Regions from separate parts of the Homo sapiens genome. Here region 2 is linked to region 1. Evidence: chromatin loops called from intact Hi-C (ENCODE). Cell type or tissue: natural killer cell. All regions are shown on one strand. Links, peaks and the distances in the headings refer to the core of each region. The heading gives the core; the rest is flanking DNA. Region 1 overlaps CD226 (CD226 molecule). Region 2 overlaps DOK6 (docking protein 6).

Evidence for each region. Hi-C counts contacts between places; a loop is a spot of excess contacts. Peaks named below come from ENCODE experiments on the same cell type or tissue, not always from the same donor. Only the 100,000 strongest peaks of a DNase experiment are listed, where the experiment ranks them.
Region 2: a loop joins it to region 1, with 4 times the contacts of the local background. A loop is called at or near these places in 1 of 110 quality-filtered maps.

Annotation. Positions count from the first base shown.
Region 1 is chr18:69,933,848-69,936,774 of GRCh38, forward strand. All of the region lies in intron 2 of CD226 (CD226 molecule), which reads right to left. Among named protein-coding and RNA genes, the nearest start is that of CD226, 13 kb to the right of the region's middle. RefSeq lists enhancers at 1,325-2,524, 1,911-2,130. In natural killer cell, for the core only: no CTCF peak of the experiment used is centred there; DNase peaks (open chromatin) are centred at 1,204, 1,734 and 2,504; H3K27ac peaks cover 2,500 bases.
Region 2 is chr18:69,720,919-69,723,845 of GRCh38, forward strand. The region is part of intron 5 of DOK6 (docking protein 6); the gene reads left to right. Among named protein-coding and RNA genes, the nearest start is that of CD226, 230 kb to the right of the region's middle. In natural killer cell, for the core only: no CTCF peak of the experiment used is centred there; no DNase peak of the experiment used is centred there; H3K27ac peaks cover 447 bases.

The DNA of each region.
Region 1 (2,927 bases), core at 311-2,810:
ACAATGTGAGTAGTTGAAAATATTTTCATCTTATTAAATGTTTGCTCTTTCCAGAAACATTTATAGGATTTAAAGAGAATAAAAGGAAGAAGTTACAAGCCCTATGTTAAGTATTCTTTATTTCACTTAAATGAGCAACTATGTTTCTTAAAAGATAATAAAGAGGTATTTTGAGAAATCTGATGTCAGGAGTTAATGGGACTTTACAAAGGATCTCTTTTGGAGACATATACTAACATTACCAATACAACAACTGAATTCTTTGGCTGTTTCTCACATGAAAAAGGTATACATTCAACTAGAGCTTCCAGTTTGCAAAGAGAAATAAATGTATCCTATTAGTGAAATGAATTAGGTAAATGACTTAAAATTTGCTATAGTCTCGGGTTCTTTATATATCATGAAGGAAATGATCCTGTCCACACAGAGGATACACACACACACACACACACACACACACACACGCACGCACACCCCTTCACTAAGCAATTCTGGAAATATCGGTGTTGGTAGCATATAGAATTTTATGTAGCTGGCCAAGAATTGGAACAAGTATGTTCTTAAGAGCCTGTCTGCTAAAATGAGAATGTTAAGTTTCTTAGGATTCTGCTCATTAAATGGTGCAGCTAAATGCTCCCAGAATTAATGCCCAGATTTTATTCTGTTTGGCCACGGTCACCACTGTGTGCAGATATGATGCACATAGCTATTTACAACACTAGTAAGTATGAATATTGTGTTTTACACCTCCATCCTTGGAAGTCTTCTTATATCAGTATTCTATGAAACATGGCTCTTTCTCTCGAGGCAGATTACAAAGAAGATTTTTTTAAAGTGTAAGTTGGTTAAATAGCTGAAGTCAGGAAAAATTTTCTCACATTAAGAGTTATTGGATTGTGAATAATCTCTCAAGGGAAGTGCCAGAAGCCCCATCAACTGAGTTATTTAATTAAAACTGCTCAGGAGTAAGTAGAAGAGATGTTGCCTGAGGGAATAATTTCACACTGATCCCTGAAGGATTGACTTGATGGTCTTGAAATTCTTAACAGTTTCAAAATCTTAAATGTCTTCAGAAATAGTCTCCTACCATTTTCTCCACGGAAAGAAAAAGCCATTCTGCCTGCAACCTCCTCTCCCTATAAAACCAAACAAAAACAAAAACCAGCAACAAAAACCATAACTTAGAAACCAGATCTTTTTATCGACGCTACCTAAACCATCACAGGACAGCATTAACTCAAAGATAAAGCCACAGAGGAGCTCCAAGCATCAGTAAAAACTGAGAGCTTTACCAGCTAAGAGCTTTTGGACTTTCTTCAGTTACTTATTTTCTTTTTGTTTGCTTTTGAATATCTCAAATCTCACATTTTTTATTTTACAAAATGCAATTTATAATGTTACTTTCAGTTAATAATGTGATCTGTTAAGAGGTAAATTCCTATAAGGCCTTTTTGAAGGTCACTCACACCTACTCACTAATCCTATAAGGAAGTTTCCCAGAGCAAGTGCTGGAGAACAATGCCCACTATCTGCAGCTCTCAACCTTTGAAGTGAGGAATTTTTTAAAAGATCACAGAAGCCGAGATGGTCTGAGGAGGAGTCTCAACGTGTGTGGGCTGAACATGTTCCACAGTTATTTGACAGGCATTGAAGGCTATAGGACACCAGCTCTTACTCATGTGTGAGGCCACAGTCCCCACGCTGCATTGGCACCCACACACCACCAACACCCATTCTGAAGAGGAAATGTATTCCTCATGTTGTGGTTGGCAGCCGCCTTCAGTGCTGGGTAAACAGCTGTTGTGGTAAAGGTGTGAGTTGTCTTGATCACTGAGAGTTGAAGGAGGAAAAACCAAGAACTGTGTAGTTTCCAGCTATACTCACAGAATGTTCTGAGGTCACAGGAGAATCAGTGTCCGAAGCTTCAGCTGTAGCCCATTCTCTATCAATTCAGCCAAGCATACCCCTACTCTACAATCATCTTGAAAATATAAATACCTACAATAAGAAGGGTACAGTTTCAAGTTTACATAGGTAGTATAAATAAACAAAATGGCTGCACACAAAGATGGCAGCCAATTCCACTCCCTGCTCTGGCTCGCCTGACTGCATTTGACAACAAGCCCAAAGTAAAAGTTTCCTCTGGATTTTGCTACAGCTCAGAAGTGTCAAAGACTGGGGTGTCTCACGGGGCATAAAGGAGGTGAAGGAGGTAGAGAGAAACCCAGGCATCGAGACAGACGGACAATCTCAATCCCCAAAAATCCAAGCCTGTACCCGTGCCTGTACGTGAATTCCACTGTATCAGCCATTCGATTATTGAATTCAATTGTGTATATAAATTTAGTATTATCTGGCTTTAGAGAGTTTTTAAACTTTCTCTTTTTTTTTGATTTTTGATTACAGAGCTTTGCCTGAAAGCCTGAGGGTTGATTCCCACAGTGACATGTGTTCTTGTGCCTGTTCCTTCCTGGGCTTAGCACAGGGAAAGCACGTGGATAAAAACAACCTTGGCACACGTTCTGGTAACCATCCACTTTCAGTTTCCCATTTACTTCACCCTTGAGAAGTGCAGTGACCATAACCTTGCTTTCTGTGAGTCTTAAAATGTTTTTTATCGTCTGCCTTCTTTATATACTATTTTATTTCATTACGGAGTGAGATTTTTAAGCCTTTAAAATGTTTCTGCTTCATCCCTTGTGGATTCCTTATAGGTACCATTTAGTATTTTTTTCTTTAAATGAAAAACTGCTAAAATGTAACATTTTTTAGTCTTGTGTGTGTGCATGCATACACACACACATGGATATATAAAACCTTTATGACTTATTTCTAATCTCACCAGAATGGGCCTGAAGAGAGAGCTTATGGCTTCATTCTCTAATCAGTTGACTTGGAATGACTTTTTTTCTTATTTCTCCATCTGA
Region 2 (2,927 bases), core at 167-2,666, 210 kb before region 1:
GAGGGAATTTTTTACTTTCCTACTAAAATGCCTTATATACAGCCCACCCAAAAAGGATATTTGTAGGTTAAATCTTGACTTTATCATTTTTATTATTAATGTTGTTTGTGTTCACTAACATAAAGCTTACATAAAAATTCCAAGTCTTGCCTTCTTCAGTTCATAAAAAAGAAGTAGCTATCCTCACATACCCATGATTATATACAAATGTTAGATGAAAGGTTCCCTTTTGTATTATTGTCAGGAGCTCCCTGCGATAAAATGTTATAGAATATATACCTAATGTCCTTCTCTGAAAGTTCTTTTCTCCTACTAACATATGTGTTCCTGGCACATAATAGGCCCCAAGAAATATATGCTTAATTATTTGAAGACATGCATAGCCTAAGCTAACTATTTACCTGAAGAGCGAGAATTTTATTCTGGCTTATTCCCTCTTCAAACAGCAGGTGCTTGATGAAGTACTCAGCAGAGATTCCAAGGCAACTGGCTATAGATCTTTAACAAAAAATAAACATCAAAATTTCCATAAAAATATGCTTATGACAATATAAATTATAAAAATAGGAACAATCATGTTTTGGTTGTCAAAAACAAAATTATAAGTTTAATTTATTTTCTTCAATCACATTGTGCTATTGTTTGCAGTACACATTCAGGTGCATTCTTTAACTGCAATAAGCATTTTCCTCTCTGTGTCTTGACACTAGTCATCCATCAGAAAATGCTAATTATATTAGTTCTTTCATAAGCTGTCTCCCTTGGAAGGAATTTTTAAAATGCAGTAGAAGCACTATTATGAATTTACTTAAAAGTATAATATTTCATACATTAATGAGAATAAAAATTATAGAAACTTACTGAAGAATTATTTTTCTTCCAGTTACAAAAGACAACCTAAAAAAATAAATAATTTAAACAGTGCTGTCTTTTTAAATAGAATGAAGCTAAAGGATCATTGAAAGTTTATTCTCCGTAAGGCAAACTGTGAATATACCATATAAAACCTGTTTGCTCTGTCTTTAACGAAAAGCCTTAATTAATAAGAGAAAATTTAGACTGCAAAGTGTCACTTCCAGAGTTTGTATGGATTTGGAATATTATGATAACTCGTGGGAAACCGAAACCTCCCTCAAAAAAGACGTGGTGTTATTTCCAACCTCTTTTCAATGGAAATCTTAATTCCATATTATAAAATGAAATCATATGTTTGGGTCTATGTGTCACTTTTGATCACTGTTTGAAGAGCTTTGATATTCTTAATACATTCTTCAGGGAGGAAAAGGATGCTAATACTATTCGCATTTACACCTTTGAACTTTTAGTTCATATTTATAAGAGAGGGTATTATCCCAGTAAGTTATTATTCTTATCTCCAAATGAGTGCTTTCGAACAGCCTAGCAACTCCTCATTAGTGTGGGGGACATCCTCATTAAGTGTAAGCCTACTGTTTCAGCCTGGACATGTTTTTCCTTTGATCTAGAACTAGAAGGACATTAATGACCAAGTTTTAGAGACAGCTACTATATCCTCTCCCCAAAATGCCCATCGCTTTGGTGCCTGTCTCAGAGAGGCTTGTAGAAGTCAGCTTCCCAGGGCAAAGCACCAGATAGACAAGACAAGGAAGGACAGAGAGTAGATATCAGGGCACAGTCAAGGTCAGTCAAGGTCACGTAAGTCATTATTCACGCAACCCTGAATATAAACCTCTATCTGTGGAAACTGAATCCAGTATGCTTTTGTTCAACTCTGAAATTTAAATTGTAAATTAGATTTTCTTTGTCATGTGTTTGCATTAACAGCAAAATACTTCATATCTCTAAAGTTAAATTCAGTCACATTTATGTTAATTTAAAATATTAACAAATAATCAGCACCAAAATCAAAAATAACAGCCCAGGATCCTGAGGGAATAGATAGCATTCCTTTAGCTACTAGTAAGACTGGTTTAAAATGAACCCTGCAATAACTCAAAAATACTAAAGAAATTAGAAATATTCTCTAAAAGAAATTATGTTTTCTTACTCTTTGTGCTAAGGAAAATTCATGTTTTAAAAAGAGCCCCAGAGAAAAATCCATAAAGTCAGCCAAATGCAAAATCAGAAACTAAGTCTTTTTTATTTATTCCAATCCTAATCAACTATAAGTATTTTTATATTGCATTTATATTAAATATGCCGAAAGCTGACAATAGGTATAGGAATGGGTTATTTTGCCTGCAATGCTAACTACATCATCTGCATGCTCTGCTGCACTAAATGTAATGAAACTTGGTCTAGGTGGAAGATAGCACAGCCCCTGAGAACAAGAATGAATTCAAGAAGGCAACATTACTGGAGCTATATAATCAACACCTTCCACTGCACAAGAAACAGGTTGAGAAATGACCTTTACATGAGCTAGTGAAATAGCAAAGTGTTTTTTGTTCCCTTCTCCATTGTTGTCTGTGTTGGTGAAAGCACAGGCAGATTTCCTCCATGGAAAGCTGCCACTTTACCAGGGGAAGCAGTTTTTCACAGGCAAACTCTCTGATGGGGACAATTGCTAGTTTGATAGAACACACGCTCGGGTGTGATTGGGCCTGTCAGGGGTATTGTGGGTCACAGTCTAAGAACAGGAAACACCATCTCTAAACATAGAAAATGCAACACCATTGGGGAAGGTGGCAGAGGCCAATGATATTCTAAAGCACAGCAGGAAAATATTTGCAAAGGAGCATGTTTTAGCTCTCTAGGCAGTGTAGTGCTCCTGTGAAACCATTGCTCATAATCACACTGATAGTATCTTTTATTTCACAGTGCCTGACGATGTTCAAAATGTGTTCATATTTTGATCCTCATAGCAACCCTCTAAGGTGTGAAAGGCAAGCAGTTTTAGAGATGGGCAGCCACAGACTTGGAGGTCAGGTGACTTTTCCAAGGCATCC